Linked DNA regions of Mus musculus: region 1 is linked to region 2. The links are chromatin loops, found by intact Hi-C in ENCODE. Cell type or tissue: left cerebral cortex. All regions are shown on one strand.

Region 1 (8,000 bases), 76 kb before region 2:
CGCTGAGTTCAAGGCCACCCTGGACCACAGTGTGAGACACTATCTCAAAACAAAATAATACGTGTAGACTCAAGTCAGCCCCCGACTCCTCCCCAGGCACAGGTCACTTTAAAACCATAGGTAGAACAGACTGTGGCTCTCATGGCTGGAACCCTTCAGGCTGCATTCCTGACACCTACTTCCCCTAGGCGCAGTCCAGGCCTCCAAGATTGTAGGTGGGCACGAGGCTCGGCCCCACTCTCGGCCTTATGTGGCATCCCTGCAGCTGAGCAGGTTCCCTGGGAGCCACTTCTGTGGTGGCACCCTGATCCACCCGAGATTCGTGCTGACAGCCGCCCACTGCCTGCAGGACATGTGAGTTCAGGAGACAGCGAGGGAGTGGCAGGTCTGAACTGACAGCAAAGCCCTGGATGGGTACCTCATAGTCTCTTCCCCTTCCAAAGGCTCCCTCTAGACCTGCCTCAGCTCTTCCCCATGCGTTCTCCAGGAGATTATTTCAACAGAGACTTTCTCTCACCTAGAATCCCCCAGTGAAGGGGATAGGGGAGTGGTTAGGGTAAATATCCCTTCTAGAATTCCCCAGGGAAGGGTCTGTGGGCACGGTCAGGGTAGAGTTCCTCCTACCTGCCTAGAATCCCCCAGTGAGCGACTAGGGGGCGTGGTTATGGTAGAGCCCCACCTGGATTCCTCCCAGAGGGCGTGGTCAGGGGTGGAGCACTTGGTAACGTGTTGAAGGATCGATCCGGGTTCCATCCCTTTCCCTACAACAAACAACATCCCACAACCTTCACTGCAGCTCCTGGCAGCTTGTGACAGTGGTGCTGGGTGCCCACGACCTGCTGAGCTCGGAGCCTGAGCAGCAGAAGTTCACCATCAGTCAGGTCTTCCAGAACAATTACAACCCCGAGGAGAACCTCAATGACGTGCTTCTCCTCCAGGTAGGTCGGGTTCTGGGGATCCATTGCTGCAGAAGACACGTAGGGAAAACCTACTGTGTGCCATGCTAGGACCATGGAGCCGTCATAGTGTGGGACCCGGGTCTGTCCCTTAGCTTCTGACCTGGCTGGCTGTGTTTCCTGTCTGGTGCGCTTGGTTAGTGGTCCTGTTAGACCTGGGCCTGGGGTTAAGCCTGTGGCTAGCTTGAGGTTTGGGGTTAAGGTTACTAGAGCCAAGATCAGATATAGGATAAGGATGGTTAAATTAGGGTTCGATCTAAGTCCTGGTGGAGGGGTATGGCCTATGGTCCACATGATGCTAACTTTAGGATTGCTGCTTGGACTCGGCCCAGGCTGAGAGCTAAGGGTAAGGCTAAGTTTTGGTTACCGTTATGGCTAATGACTAGGCCATGGGTAGGGCTCAGTTAGGCTTAGGGCTATGGTCAGTGTTTAGTTAAAGGGGAAACTGAGCCTGAGTAAGGGTCTGGGTCAGAATTAAAGTTAAGGCATTGAATTGAGTTTGGGCACTGCACAGCATTCAATGTGACCTCTTGTTATCTTTACTCTGCACCATGCCGGACATATCAACAGCTCTCTACAGAGCTTCCTCCAAAGGGCTAAGACTGTTCACCAAAGACGTTTTGAAGCTCTGCACAGATCAGGGTATTCAGCTGCTGCACTCCAAGCGCCGGGGATATGGGGTTTCTAGAAAGGGCAAAAGAGTGGAAGAGACGAGTCCTCACGTCCTTTTTTCCTATAGCTAAACCGGACAGCCTCCCTGGGCAAGGAGGTGGCGGTGGCTTCTCTGCCCCAGCAGGACCAGACTCTGTCCCAGGGCACCCAGTGCCTGGCCATGGGCTGGGGTCGCCTGGGCACCCAAGCACCCACGCCCCGTGTGCTGCAGGAACTGAACGTCACGGTGGTCACCTTCCTATGCCGGGAACACAACGTGTGCACGCTGGTGCCACGGAGGGCAGCAGGCATATGCTTCGTGAGTACTCAGCTCGGTCGCAGGAGGCGTGGCCTGTGATGGATCCCCATGAAGGGCGGGTCCAAGGGCGAGGCGATTCTTTGGGACGGGGCCTGCGGTGGGGCTGGCTTATGATTCGGTTCCGTGGCCTGTGGGGGAGGGCGAGCCTTATGGAAGGTGGGGGTCATCGGAGGGGCAGATCCCAGCTGACTGTGGGTCCCTAGAAATCTGGATGTCTGGGGTGGAGAGATGGGGATGCCTGGGCTAGAAGGAGGGCTAGTGGGTGACCTGGAGGGTGGGCTCCATGGGCTGGGAGGCGGGCTCTTGGAGGGCAGGGTTTTGCGGAGCCCGGGTTTCGAGGATAAGTGACATCTGAGAAAGTTGGGCATCTGAATATGGCTGCACTGCCTGTCTGTCCCATTCTCACGCATGGTCTGTACCCATCTCCAAGCACCAGTTGTGGCGATCAGCCATCTGTCGACCAGTCCCGGGCCTGTGCAACATATCAGGCATTCCTGTGTACTTGGCACCTTTGTGTGCCTCCCTTTTGGGCCCACTTAGACTGTATCCAACAGGAAGCTAATGAACGCCTCCTGGTCATCCCGTGGGACTCAAATACCCTCATCCTGGCTGACTTCTGTCAGCTTGGGGACTGATCCCTCTTCTACCTCAGGGAGACTCGGGCGGCCCCTTGATCTGCAATGGCATTCTTCATGGAGTGGACTCCTTCGTGATCCGCGAATGCGCCTCCCTCCAGTTCCCTGATTTCTTCGCCCGGGTGTCCATGTATGTGGACTGGATTCAAAACGTGCTGCGGGGCGCAGAGCCCTGAGGTGCCCTTCTGCGCTCCAGGCAGCCTAAAGCTGGGGCGACCAGCAGGCTCTAGTGGGAAAAAAATGGAGTGGGGTGGACTAGACCTTTCCAGGCTTTTCTTTCACCCACGCACCCACCCACGCAGCACCCCCTGGAGTGGAGTCAGCTCTGTTCCCTATTCCATATGACCTCAATAAAAACTGAGACATATTTAAAAGCTGTTTCCTGTCTGTTTTACCCCGCATAGACTTGGGATCTATGGCCAGAACCTCAGTGCCAGAGGCCCCGGATACACTATGTAGAAAAGAAAAGGGTGGAGGGGACCCAGGCTCACACCTCAGCCACAGATGTTGGAACCACAGGGGCTGCGTTCAGTCCTCCTGTATGACCCTGAGCTTCTCACCTCTGTGCCCCAGTTTCCTCAAACAGAACCCGGATACATCCCAGAACCAGATGAGGAACTGTGGCTGGTGGGGTATGGCGAAGTGTTCCCTAGCTCTAGGCTTCTCGAGGGCCTGGCTCTTTCCACGTCGTTGGGGGGCGGGGCACTGGGCATCTCGAGGCCTGAACATTGTGATCCAGTTAAAGCAGACAGGAAGGCTTCCTGGTGGGGGAGGCAGGATGGACAGCAGTGGGAAAGCCAGGAGCTGGGTGAAGGGAAACGAGGTGAGCACAGAGAGGCCAGAAAAATGAACAGCTTTGCTCCTGGAGAGGCCGACGTGGGAAAACTCCCGCTTTCCCCAGAGGTAGAGAAAGGAGTTGGAGCTATCCAGGGAGAAGGGAAGGAGGTCACAAGCCAGCCCTGGAGGAGTAAGAGAGGGACGGACTCAAGGCAGAACCTTCAGAAGTGGGAGGCGGACGATCTCTGACTTTTTTTGGTGCAGTCACCAGGTGGCGCTGTGCTTATTCCGACAGGCTGGAGTCCACAGGCGTATTCCTTCTCTAACCTTGTTTTGGTTTTGGGAGACAGGCTCATGTAAGCCCAGGCTAGCCTCTAACCTCCTGCGCAGCTGAAGAAGACCATGAGCCCCGGATCCTCCTGTCTCCGCCTCCCGAGTGCTGGGATGGCTTGTGTGCCATTGCTCCTGGTTTATGTAGTGCTGAGGCTGAGCCCAAAGCTTGGTACACACATGGCAAGCAGGCTGCTACTGAACCCCAGACCCCATGAGGGGTGGGTTCCCACGTCTCATCTATCGCTGTGTCGGGATTTTTTTTGTAGAGCCTCTGAGGGTCTGGGGACACTAAGCAGAGGTCAAGGAAGAACTTCACTTATAGAGGGGTTCTGGGCCTAAAGTTCCACAGCAGGGGACTGGAAATATAAGCCTAAAGGCACACTAACCGTACACAGACAGGATGGGTGAGCATAGTATACAGCTGGTGCTCAGTAAGTGCAGCTGTGGTTAAGTCTAATCTGACATGTAGCTTTGTTTGCCCTGTACCTCTCTCTCTCCATGTGACATGGGTGGTGTATAAAGTAGGTGCTCACTGTGTGGGAGGAAGGGAAACCAGTTAGTATGTGTCCGAGGGAGACAGGGAGACAGGGCAGATACTGAGTGCCCAGTTTGCTGGGTAAGGAGGGCACTGCTCCTCTTGGGATCCTAAGGATAGAGGAGTCCAGCATGGCTGGTGTTGGGCCCTGGCATCCTGCCCACCTGCTCAAGTCAGTTGGATTTCACCCAGCCCCGTGCCCCATGCCCCGTCCTGGAGATGGGACGTTGGTTTTGCAACAGCCTTGGCTGTGGCTCCTGGGAGAGACAGGAGGGGGAGCTTACCACAGAGTGGGGGCTGGGCCCCAGGTCCTGTTTCTATTATGGGAGAAGAGTACACCCCTTGTGTGGTTCCAGATTGTGCTGGTGGATCAACAAGCCAATTCCAGTATTTTAAAAGATTCATCCTTGTTCTTCTGTTACTCTAGAACCACTCCTGGTACCAACTTCTGTATTAGTCAGGGTTCTCTAGAGTCACAGAACTTATGGATAGTCTCTAGATAGTAAAGGAATTTATTGATGACTTACAGTCGGCAGCCCAATTCCCAACAATGGTTCAGTCGCAGCTGTGAATGGAAGTCCAAGGATCTAGCAGTTACTCAGTCTCACACAGCAACCACACTCAGGCAACTGCTGAGGACAGCACTTCCTTCTCATGGGTGCCAGGCTTGGATAAGGTCAGGCAGGACCGTGTGTCATGAGGAGCAAGCCATAAATTAGGGGCTGAGCTGGCTGCCATGTGCTGTCTAGTCCTGAACCCCAGGTTAAAAAGACCCACTGTCCTGGGAATAGATGTTCACACCCTTAGTCCCAGCACTGAGGAGGCAGAGGCAGGTGGATCTCTGTGAGTTCCAGGCAAGTCTGGCTACACACACACTCATGCACACATATATTCACACACACATGCACACACACAGAAACTCTTTTATAGGTATGTGTTGCTGTTATTACTATACCTGAGGTAAACTGAGGCAGAGAGATTGGCCTTCAGATATAAGTTGTAGATTAGGGCACCAAGTGGGCACGGAGGTGCTCACCATCATCCCAGCACTCACGAGGTGGAAGCAGGGGGATTAAGGGTTTGAGACTAGCCTGGGCTACGTGAGATTTTGTTTGTTTGTTTATATATTTATTTACTTATTTAATTTTGAGATAGGGTTTCTTTGTCTAGCCCTGGTTATCCTGGAACTAGATCTGTAGACCAGGCTGGCCTCAAACTCACAGAGCTCCACCTGCCTCTGCCTCTGCCTCGCTGGTACTGATTTTAAAGGTACATGCCACCACTACCTGGCCCTAAGTTTTTTTTGTTTTTTGTTTTTTTTTTGTTTTTTTGTTTTTGTTTTTCAAGACAGGGTTTCTCTGTATAGCCTTGGCCTGGAACTCACTTTGTAGACCAGGCTGGCCTCGAACTCAGAAATCTGCCTGCCTCTGCCTCCCGAGTGCTGGGATTAAAGGTGTGCGCTACCAAGCCCGGCTCTTTTTTTTTTTTTTTTTTTTTTTTTTTGAGATCCCATTTTTAAAAAAAAGAAAAGAAGGAGGCAGAGGCAGGTGGATTTCTGAGTTCGAGGCCAGCCTGATCTACAAAGTGAGTTTCAGGGCAGCCAGGGCTATACAGAGAAACCCTGTCTCGAAAAACCAAAAAGAAAAAAACCAAAAAAAAAAAAAAAAAGAAGATGGATGTCTGCTGAGTTTTCATTGGTATTCAGCAGCATGGATGATGCTGACATGGAGACCCTGAGGGGCACACATCTCTCCATGACACCCCCACTGTCGTGTCCCAGGGAGGAAGTAGGGCTGTGGCCAGGATGGGGCAATACAACGGCCTCTGGTTCCAGCTATAAGTATGGCTGTTAGGTAGGGATGTGGGGAGCCGCGAGAACACAGCCCACCATGGCCCTTGGCAGACTATCCAGCCGGACTCTGGCTGCCATGCTACTGGCATTGTTCCTGGGTGGTGAGTGCAAACAGACACATGTCCACCCTTCTGACCTCTGGTCCATCTCTTTCATCTACTTGCACATCTGCCAGGACCCCAGGAAAAGATGTGAAGGTTTATAATGGCAAAGCCACGATCAGGAAACTGGGTTTCTAAGGAAACTGGGGTTCTAAGCCTGAGGGTGGTTACTGTGAAGGCACTGGGTCTCAAGTCTAAGGGCAACCTGGGCTAGGTCCCTTGTCTTTTCTCTGCCTCAGTTTCCCTAGCCAGCCTTGTGAGTTCTCACTGAGGGCCCCAGCAGCTCAGGGCTCACTCTTCTTTGTGTGTTCTCAGGCCCAGCACTGGCCTCAGAGATTGTTGGTGGCCGGCCGGCCCGGCCCCATGCTTGGCCCTTCATGGCATCCCTGCAGAGGCGTGGAGGTCATTTCTGTGGTGCCACCCTCATTGCCAGGAACTTCGTCATGTCAGCAGCCCACTGTGTGAACGGCCTGTGAGTCCCCTTCCTTCCCCTCTTAGCCCTCAATGTCCATGCGGGTCAGACTGGGGTCAAGAGGTCAGGTGGGCATTCCCAATAATTCTCCTTCCCTCTCCATTGCCCTTAGAAATTTCCGGTCAGTGCAGGTAGTGCTGGGAGCCCATGACCTGCGGCGACAGGAGCGCACTCGACAGACCTTCTCTGTGCAGCGGATCTTCGAGAATGGCTTTGACCCATCACAACTGCTGAACGACATTGTGATTATCCAGGTGGGCCTGCCAGTTCAGGAACCTGAGCCTCGTGCAAAGGTCCCGAGGTCAGCTTAGGGAGAGTGCACTGCAGAACAGGCTGCAGGACAGGTACACACTGGGTCAACTGCAGTCATCACCCTCTGAGCCTGTTTCCAGCTCAGCACAGTGGAGAATTAACTATTCTGTGGGCTGAATGTTGAAGGCTTAAATGAGATAATATACAGAAAGCTCTGAGCAGTATTCAACCAACAAACTCTTATTTGTGCCTTTCCACACACTGACCCTGAAGCTTGGGGAACTCTTGGAAAATACTCACGTCTTCCTCTAGTTCTTAAATTTTTTCACCACTTGATGGTCAGGTACTAAGGAAAGTGGGGAGGGTTCTTATAAACTGTGCTCTGTGACTTCTTGGTGTTCTATGCCTCCCCCCCCCCCCCCCCCCCGTGTCTTCCACTGTAGCTCAATGGCTCCGCTACCATTAACGCCAACGTGCAGGTGGCCCAGCTGCCTGCCCAGGGCCAGGGCGTGGGTGACAGAACTCCATGTCTGGCCATGGGCTGGGGCAGGTTGGGCACAAACAGACCATCACCCAGTGTGCTACAAGAGCTCAATGTGACAGTGGTGACTAACATGTGCCGCCGTCGTGTGAACGTATGCACTCTGGTGCCACGTCGGCAGGCAGGCATCTGCTTCGTAAGTACCCTCTGCAGCAGCAGGGATAGTAGTCGGACCCCAGGGAGGACTTCCCAGTGCTGGAGCATGGGTAGGGGATGACTAGAGATCCAGCCTCTGACATGGACGCCTCCACAGGGGGACTCTGGCGGACCCTTGGTCTGTAACAACCTTGTCCAAGGCATTGACTCCTTCATCCGAGGAGGCTGTGGATCTGGATTGTACCCAGATGCCTTCGCCCCTGTGGCTGAGTTTGCAGATTGGATCAATTCCATTATCCGAAGCCATAATGACCACCTTCTTACCCATCCCAAAGACCGAGAGGGCAGGACCAACTAGGACCTGTCTGCACTCCCACCCCGCTCCCCTTGCTCCCTTGCTCCCCCCTCTACCAGAGACCTCTCCATTTTACTACAATAAAAGCAGCCTTTGTTTTGTACACTGGGTCTGATGTCTGCTGC
Region 2 (8,000 bases):
GGTTAGGCAGTGACAGAATGGAAACATTGGGGCTACTGTATGGGGAATTATGTTTGTGCCTCAGTTTCCCCTGATGCAGCTCCCTCAATCATTGGTGGTTCCTTCCATTTTTTCAGAGGTCTGGCAACTGGGTGGTCTCAAACGCCCAAGTGTGGCTTTTGTTCTTAAAGCCTACACAACTGGACTATCCTCATTCCAGGGGCTGGGCTGGAGGCGGGCTGACCTCTAACCTCAGAGTCTGCCTGGCCACCCACCCCCAGGGAAGGAACGTGACCAAGCCTCAAGGGCTGGCCTGCTGCAGGAGAGCCTGCCCCAGCTGCTGTCCCTGCCCAGCACCCTAGAATGGAGGCTGAGAAAGCTTCAGGTCAGATAGGGATGTACCTGGGGCCTGAAGCACATGAACCCATCAGCCACAGGTTGTTGGGGCGTGGGGGGAGGCAAGGAACCAGTGGACTAGATTCCTACAAGGAGCTCACCCACCATTCAGACCTGACAAGTGGAACTTTGCACCCAAGTTCAAGCTCCCAAGTTGGCCTTTGACACACATACCTGACCCCCGTGCTGAGGACCCAAAGAAGATAGATTGTCTTCTATCTTTCTTTTATTTCTTATTATCTATTTAAATTCTGACATGGGGTCTCATGTACCCAGACTAGCTTCAAAGGCACCAAGTAGCCCAAAATGACCTCAGATTCCTGGTCCCAAGTGTTTGCAATGACACCTGTGCACCCATGCTTGTTTTCTGTGACACTGGGGATGAAACCCATCCAGGGCTTCATGCTGCTAATCCAACCCCCTCTACCAACTCTTCTACCCCCACTACTGAGCCCTTTCTTTCTTTCTTTCTTTCTTTCTTTCTTTCTTTCTTTCCTTCCTTCCTTCCTTCCTTCCTTCTCCTTCTACCCCCACTACTGAGCCCTTTCTTTCTTTCTTTCTTTCTTTTCTTTTCTTTTCCTTCCTTCCTTCCTTCTTTCCTTCCTTCCTTCCTCTCCTTCTCTTTCTTTTTGTTTTTTTCAAGACAGGGTTTCTCTGTGTAGCCCTGGCTGTCCTGGAACTTACTCTGTAGACCAAGCTGGCCTCGAACTCAGAAATCCGCCTGCCTCTGCCTCCCAAGTGCTGGGATTAAAGGCGTGCGCTACCACTGCTGCCTGGCTGAGCCATCTGTTTCTTGTTTCATTGTTTTTTAAATTAAATATGTATGTATCTGTGGGGGGGGGGTACATTCACTGGCATGCAGGTCCCTCTGAGTGCCAAAGGTGTTGGATCCCTGGAGCTGGAGTTACAGGTGACTGTGAACCACCCTGGAGAAGGTGCTGGGAACTGAACCCAGGTATCCTGCAAGAATAGCAAGTGCTCTTACCCACTGAGGCAGCTTGAGATAACCTCTCATTTCTCTTCTTAGTCACACTTTAGCATTAAAAGTAGCTTCATCCTAGCTCATAGGCAGCTGAGGTAGGAGTGTCTGGTGTTTAAGAACAACCTGAGCTTAAACCTTGGGGAATAAATTTCCTCTCTCCCATAATGAAGTAGCACATGACTGTCCCCTCTAACGTTCTCAAATGCAGCTCTACATGCTCCATCCTCTGCCAGACCTGTGTCTGTGCCACTGGACAGCACCTTGTTCCTGAGTTTCTTGCTCAAAGTGGTGCCTTCTCTTGAGAACCACCTACCGTGTCCTCCCTGTTCCCCCGCAGCTCGAGCCTGCCATCTTGGGGCCACATTGGGTGACACGCCTCACTCGGACTCGTTTCCTCTCTTTCTGGCCTGAGGTCGCAGGGTCGCTGAGTCCAATGCTTGCACCCAGCATGCAACCTTGCTCCCTTCACAGGCCCAATAGCTGCTCTTAGACCCAGCTCACCATCCCACCGTGCGTCCAGCTCTGCTGCCACGGCAGGCGCAGCGCTCTGGCAGCCACATTCCCAGCTGCGATTCCACAATTGCTTGCAATCTCCTTTACTAACAGCACATGGAGGGAGGGAGGGAGGGAGGGAGGGAGGGAGGGAGGGAGGGGACACTTGGTTTTAGACCTGGCCTATGACCAGCAGCTGTGACCCGAGGCTAAAGGTTGCTTGGCTAGAGATTGACCTTTTGGGTCTACACGGAGTGAACCGAATACAAATTTGAAATTTATGGCTCAAAAGAGGAAAGGGCAAAGAAGCGGCAAATCCATAAAGGGCGTGGGTCGATTGGTAAGAGTTTAATCACCAATTCACCTCAGCCAGACATATTATCCTTGATGAGTATGTAGCCTGATTTTACATGCAGTAAGTCACTAACTTCATTTGGTCTAAATAAAGTATAAAGATCAGTGGTTTATATTTTTGCTATAAAACAAGGTTTAAAAAGTAAACCGGGGGCTGGTGAGATGGCTCAGTGGGTAAGAGCACCCGACGGCTCTTCCAAAGGTCTGGAGTTCAAATCCCAGCAACCATATAGTGGCTCACAACCATCTGTAACAAAATCTGACTCCCTCTTCTGGAGTGTCTGAAAACAGCTACAGTGTACTTACATATAATAAATAAATAAATCTTTAAAAAAAAAAAAGTAAACCGGTTTCAGAGGGAAAGCCAGGAAAGGGGACAATATTTGAAATGTAAATAAAGTAAATATCTGAAGAAGAAGAAGAAGAAGAAGGAGGAGGAGGAGGAGGAGGAGGAGGAGGAGGAGGAGGAGGAGGAGGAGAAGAAGAAGAAGAAGAAAAGAAGAAGAAGAAGAAGAAGAAGAAGAAGAAGAAGAAGAAGAAGAAGAAGAAGAAAGAAGAAGAAAAGAAGAAGAAGAAGAAGAAGAAAAGAAGAAGAAGAAAAGAAAGTAAATAAACCGGTCACCGGTGGTGGAGGCTCAAGGCCACCCAGCACATAAAGAGACACTGTCTCGAAAAGAAAGAAGGAAAGAAAGAAAAAAAGAAGGAAAGAAAGAAAAAGAAAACAAAAGAAAGAAAAAAAAAAGACAAACCCAGCAAACAGGTAGCAAAAATACCTTCCACTACACAGAGGTAATACAGTGCTGACCGGCCAGGGACTCCCCAGTCTTCTACGCATGTGCAGGAATCCAGTTTTGTTTTGTTTTGTTTTGTTTTGTTTTGTTTTGTTTTGTTTTGTTTTGTTTTGTTTTGTTTTGTTTTGTTTTGTTTTGTTTTGTTTTGTTTTGTTTTGTTTTGTTTTGTTTTGTTTTGTTTTGCCCCGCCCCGCCCCGCCCCGCCCCGCCCCGCCCCCGAAGAAGCTCCTGGTGTTCTTTAACCTGCTTGGCTGGGTCTAGCATTACGCCTTTCGCGCACTGGCTTGTACGCATGTGCAGGTCGTCTGGCTACGCCCTCTCACCTGCTGCTAGCTCCGCCCCAGAGCCGCGAACTTTTTACGCATGCGCACGTTAGGGCTCCTGGAACCCGTAAAGCACCAGGCAATCAACAGCCTCCTCGGCTTGGTGAAGCTACCGCGCATGCGTAGACTTTCCAGTTTGGCCTCTAGGAGGCGCTATGGCCGTTCTAGTCGGCCAGGAGCCATCTTAACAGTCTCTCTAAGGATGATGGGATTCAGGGGCGGGACTGGCAGAGCAAGATGGCGGCGCCCATGGAAGTGGTGGTGTGTACTGACGCCGCGGCACAGCTCTGGAGCTGCGTGGTGTGGGAGCTTCATTCGGGCGCCAACCTGCTCACCTACCGAGGCGGCCAAGCGGGGCCGCGAGGCCTGGCGCTACTCAATGGCGAGTACCTGCTGGCGGCGCAGCAGGGCAAGAACTACATCTGCGCCTGGGAGCTGCAGCGTAAGGTGTGGGGCCTCAGCGTCCGCGGGGCAGCCGAGAGTCCTGGGGCGCCGCCAGGGTTGGGGTCCCGGCGACCCTGGGGTGGCTGCGTGACAGGGCGTACTCGGAGGCCGAGGGGTTTTCTCCTAGGGAGATGGCGCCAACGCACGCGTGCTCAGATGAAGATCGATGGCGAATCCGCTTTTGCACGCTTGTAGTGTTAGGGACGCCAATTTTGATGCAGAAGGGAAAATGGGGTCCGTTAGAGGTCATGCTTTTGGACAGCATGGCAGATCAGAGATCTTGAGGAGCCGCAGGAAGACAGAGACCGACGGCCCGTCCTTTTGTTACCCTCGTAAAGAGTCGCAGATCTTCATAGTCAGGACTGACTGAGGCCTGGGGTTACTGGTTCTGATGTTTCTGGAACACAGAGCTTCCTTCTTGTCCGCTGGGATCCCTACTGCTGAGCCCTGACCCTGCCCTTCACTGGGAGGTTCTAGGCAGTGGTTCTAACCCTGAGCCGCACCGACAACCCCTCACTTGAGCAGTCTGTCTCCCCAACCCCCTTACTCTTGCTCTCTGTACTAAAAACTTTAACCTTCCATTGCCTCCGTTCTGATACTCACATAGTTTGTCTTGTATCCTGTGTCCCTAGGATCAGCTCCAACAGAAAATCATGTGTCCTGGGCCTGTCACCTGTCTGACCACAGCACCTAATGGCTTGTATGTCCTGGCAGGAATTGCAGAGAGCATCTACCTGTGGGAGGTGAGAACAGCTTGTCACACGTATGTGTCACTTGGGAATGCTAGAGAGTAAAACTGGTTGGTGTCCAGTTTTACCTGAGGTAGGCAGGTGGTCTTGGAGATCTTACCCATGACTTCTGAAAACAAAAATGTGGCCATGTCTATAGGGTCCTCATTTGTGACTGAGATACAGGACAGTGTTCAACCTGCTGGTGGCTCTAGTGCTGTCGTGAGCAACCAGGAAAGAAACTTAGAAAAGGGCAGTGACCAGAATTAGTACAGAGGAGGAGGAGGCAGGAACCAGAAGCAGTGCAGAGGAGGAGGAAAGCATTTATTTACACTTGTGGTTTATATGAGGGAAGTCAGCGCAGGAAGCAGAAAGTCAGTTAACATCCATAGTCAGCAGCAAAGAGAAATGCTCCCGTGATTGACTACACTTGTTGCTCTTGCAGAGGACCTGGGTTCAATTCCCAGCACCCACAGAATGGCTCACAGCCATCCATAACTTCAGTTCTAGAGAACTTGACACCTCTTTTGATCTCAGTAGGCACCAGACTGCCCACTGCATGCACATACAGGCACGCAGGCAAAATACTCATAAAGGAAATAAACCTGAAAAAAGAAAGAAAAACTGTCTACTGAATGAGAGAGCTGGCTCAGCAGTTAAGAACATTGGCTGCTCTTTCAGGGGATCCAGGTTTAGTTCACAGCACTCACATGGCAGCTCACAACTGTCTGTAGCTCCAGGGAACTAAGCACCTTCAAATCTGGCCTCTGAGAGTACCCCTAGACCTACAAAGAAATTTAAAGCCTGGCAGTGGTGGCACACGCCTTTAATCCCAGTCCTTGAGAGGCAGAGGCAGGTGAATTTCTTAGTTCAAGGCCAGCCTGGTCTACAAAGGGAGTTCCAGGACAGCCGGGTCTACACAAAGAAACCCTGTCTCTAAAACCAAAAAAAAAAAATTTTTTTTGCCGGGCGTGCCTGGTCTGCAAAGTGAGTTCCAAGCTATACAGAGAAACCCTGTCTTGAAAAAACCAAAAAAAGAAAAAAGAAAAGAAAAGAAAAAAAAGAAATTTAAAATAAAACTATCCGGGGTCCTGAGAAATGATTCAGCAGTTAAGAGCACCGACTGCTCTTCAAGAGGTCCCAAGTTCAATTCCCAGCAACCACATGGTGGCTCACAACCATCTGTAATCCAATGCTGTCTTCTAGTATCTGGAGACAGCCACAGTGTACTCAAATATATAAAATGAGTAAGTAAACTTAAGAAAAAAAATAAAGTAAAACTTACCATAAGCCCAGTGATAGCCAGCCCCCCTTGTCTCACAGTCAGGCACAAAGGTACCAGCACCCTGCTTCCCACAGAGCCAGAGGTCCTTCTGCTGGCCCCAGCTGCCTGCCTCTGGGTCAGGACTAGTTAATAACCCTGGAGAACTGAAGGGTCCAGGCTGTCCTGACCTGGCCTTATGTGGAGGGAAGGTGCCGGCAGCACAGAGCTGAGCTCAGCCATGTTTCTGCTCCTCCTGGCTTCATCTTCCTCCAAACCATGCCAGGACCTCCATGGCATTCTCAGCCCATGATGCTGAAGCTGGCTTGGGCAGAGAGGAAAACCAAAGCCAAGGTCTTACAGCCCCACAGCGTGGCTTGTGCTGCTGTGTACTGAGGGCCCCGTGTCTGAGACATCCCCTTTATTCTGTGCATATGTACATGCTTTGTACGGGAGTGTTTGCATGTAGGCAACAGGAAACACCTTCAGTGGTTGGTCCTTGCCCTCCATCTTGTATGGGACAGGATCCCACTGTTTCAAGTTTCCAAGAATTCTCAGAATGCCGTAGACAATCACTGTAGACTGGAGATCGGAAGGTGGATCTTCACATTTAAGTGGCAACTACATGTCCTTTGATTTTCGTTGTCAGTCTTATGTGGCCAGGCTGGTGTTGACCTCATTATGTAACCCTTGACTTCCAGACCCACCTGGTACCACCTCCCCAGTGCTGGGGTGGAGCCCAGCACCGAGCCTGTTGGGCAGGGACTCAACACTTGCCGTCTCAACCTTTTAAAGCACTCTTTAAACCCTTTGGTTTTTGGTCTTTTTGAGACAGGGTTTCTCTGTTTAACCCTGGCTGTCCCGGAACTTGATCAGTAGACCAGGCTGGCCTTGAACTAAGGGATCCACCTGCCTCTGCCTCCACCTCTGCTTCTGCCTCTGCCTCTGCCTCTGCCTCTGCCTCTGCCTCTGCCTCCACCTCTGCCTCCACCTCTGCTTCTGCCTCTGCCTCCACCTCTGCCTCTGCCTCCACCTCCGGAGTCTGCGGCTAAAGATGTGTGCTACTGCTGCCCCGCCTCTCTCAGCCTTTTAAAGCAGACTTTTTTTTTTTTTTTTGTATATGAGTATTTGCTTGCGTGTGTGTCTGGTGCCCTTTGGAAGCCAGAGGTGTAGGCTTCTCTGGTGGATGTGACCCTCCTTGTGGGTGCTGGGAATCAAACCCAGGTTCTCTGGAAGCACAGCCAGTGCTCTAACCACTGAACTATCTCTCCAGCCCCAGCTTACTTTTTTTTGTTGTTGTTGTTTTGAGACTGGAACTCACTCTGTAGACCAGGCTGGCCTCGAACTCAGAAATTCGCCTGCCTCTGCCTCACAAGTGCTAGGATTAAAGGCGTGCGCCACCACCGCCTGGCTCCCAGCTTACTTTCTTATGCGACCCAGGACAACCTTCCCAGGCTGGTACCATCCATAGGTGGAGGGCCCAGGTCAAACATTTAATTAAGATACTGGCCCACAGGGCAGCCTGGTGGAAGCAGTTTCTCAGTTGAGGTTCCTTCTTCCCAGGTGACTCTTGTTTGCCTCTCCAAGCCTAGCTTGGTGCCTCCTCTTGATGAAGGGCTGGCTGGCTTTTGCCCCACCATGGTGTCTTTAAAGATTTCTGATGGCCCCCAGGGGTACTGCCCAGCTCATAGGTTCTTGGGCTAAAGCTGATATGGGAATTGTCCCTTTCTCTGGGGTGAGGACCTGTAAGTCTCAGCATCTTTGTGACACCCAGGGGCCTCTGGGGCCTAAGGTTCTGCTGACAATTGTGGCCCACACTCTCTTGGAGATGTGAGCGTGTAGGTAGCCATGTTGTCTTTCTCCACCCTTAGTCAGCCCAGACACCCGACAGAAACTCAGCCCCCCTGGGCCTGGAACCCAACCTTTCCCCAGTGCAGGCCTGGGCTCACACACTGTCCCTTCTGCAGCCCCTAGGCCTCCCCCTGTTGCCCGTTGAGATGTCTAGACGCCAGCCTTAACTAACTCTTCCGCAGCATCGAGCGGCGTCTGTGCTGCCCAAGAGTGAGAACCTGCAGTCCTCGGCCCCTGTGCAGGCTGAGGGACCCTGAGCCAATTCCAGAAGTTCCGAACCCCCAGAATGGGGTCCTGCAGCTTCTCACAGCCCAGTGCCCCGCCCCTTGATGGCATGGGGTGCACACAGTCAAACTTTCTGTATCCTGCCTCTACAAGTGGCCCTGACCCTGTGGCAAA

Evidence for each region. A loop is a pair of places that touch in the nucleus more often than their neighbours do. Peaks named below come from ENCODE experiments on the same cell type or tissue, not always from the same donor. Only the 100,000 strongest peaks of a DNase experiment are listed, where the experiment ranks them.
Region 1: a loop joins it to region 2, with 5 times the contacts of the local background. A loop is called at or near these places in 22 of 42 quality-filtered maps.

Annotation. Positions count from the first base shown.
Region 1 is chr10:79,880,240-79,888,239 of GRCm38, forward strand. Prtn3 (proteinase 3) reads left to right here. Exons shown (of 5, transcript NM_011178.2): 2 at 189-354; 3 at 797-938; 4 at 1,696-1,926; 5 at 2,579-2,935. The coding sequence ends at 2,737. It overlaps Elane (elastase, neutrophil expressed), which reads left to right and starts at 6,073. Exons shown (of 5, transcript NM_015779.2): 1 at 6,073-6,159; 2 at 6,475-6,631; 3 at 6,744-6,885; 4 at 7,327-7,560; 5 at 7,678-7,977. The coding sequence starts at 6,096. The coding sequence ends at 7,878. In left cerebral cortex, a CTCF peak has its summit at 3,612 (motif pointing right); a DNase peak (open chromatin) is centred at 3,610.
Region 2 is chr10:79,956,609-79,964,608 of GRCm38, forward strand. Wdr18 (WD repeat domain 18) reads left to right here and starts at 3,544. Exons shown (of 10, transcript NM_175450.4): 1 at 3,544-3,764; 2 at 4,394-4,504. The coding sequence starts at 3,555. In left cerebral cortex, CTCF peaks have their summits at 1,714 (motif pointing left), 2,472 (motif pointing left) and 3,465 (motif pointing right); DNase peaks (open chromatin) are centred at 1,711, 3,022 and 3,407; H3K4me3 peaks cover 1,457 bases; H3K27ac peaks cover 500 bases.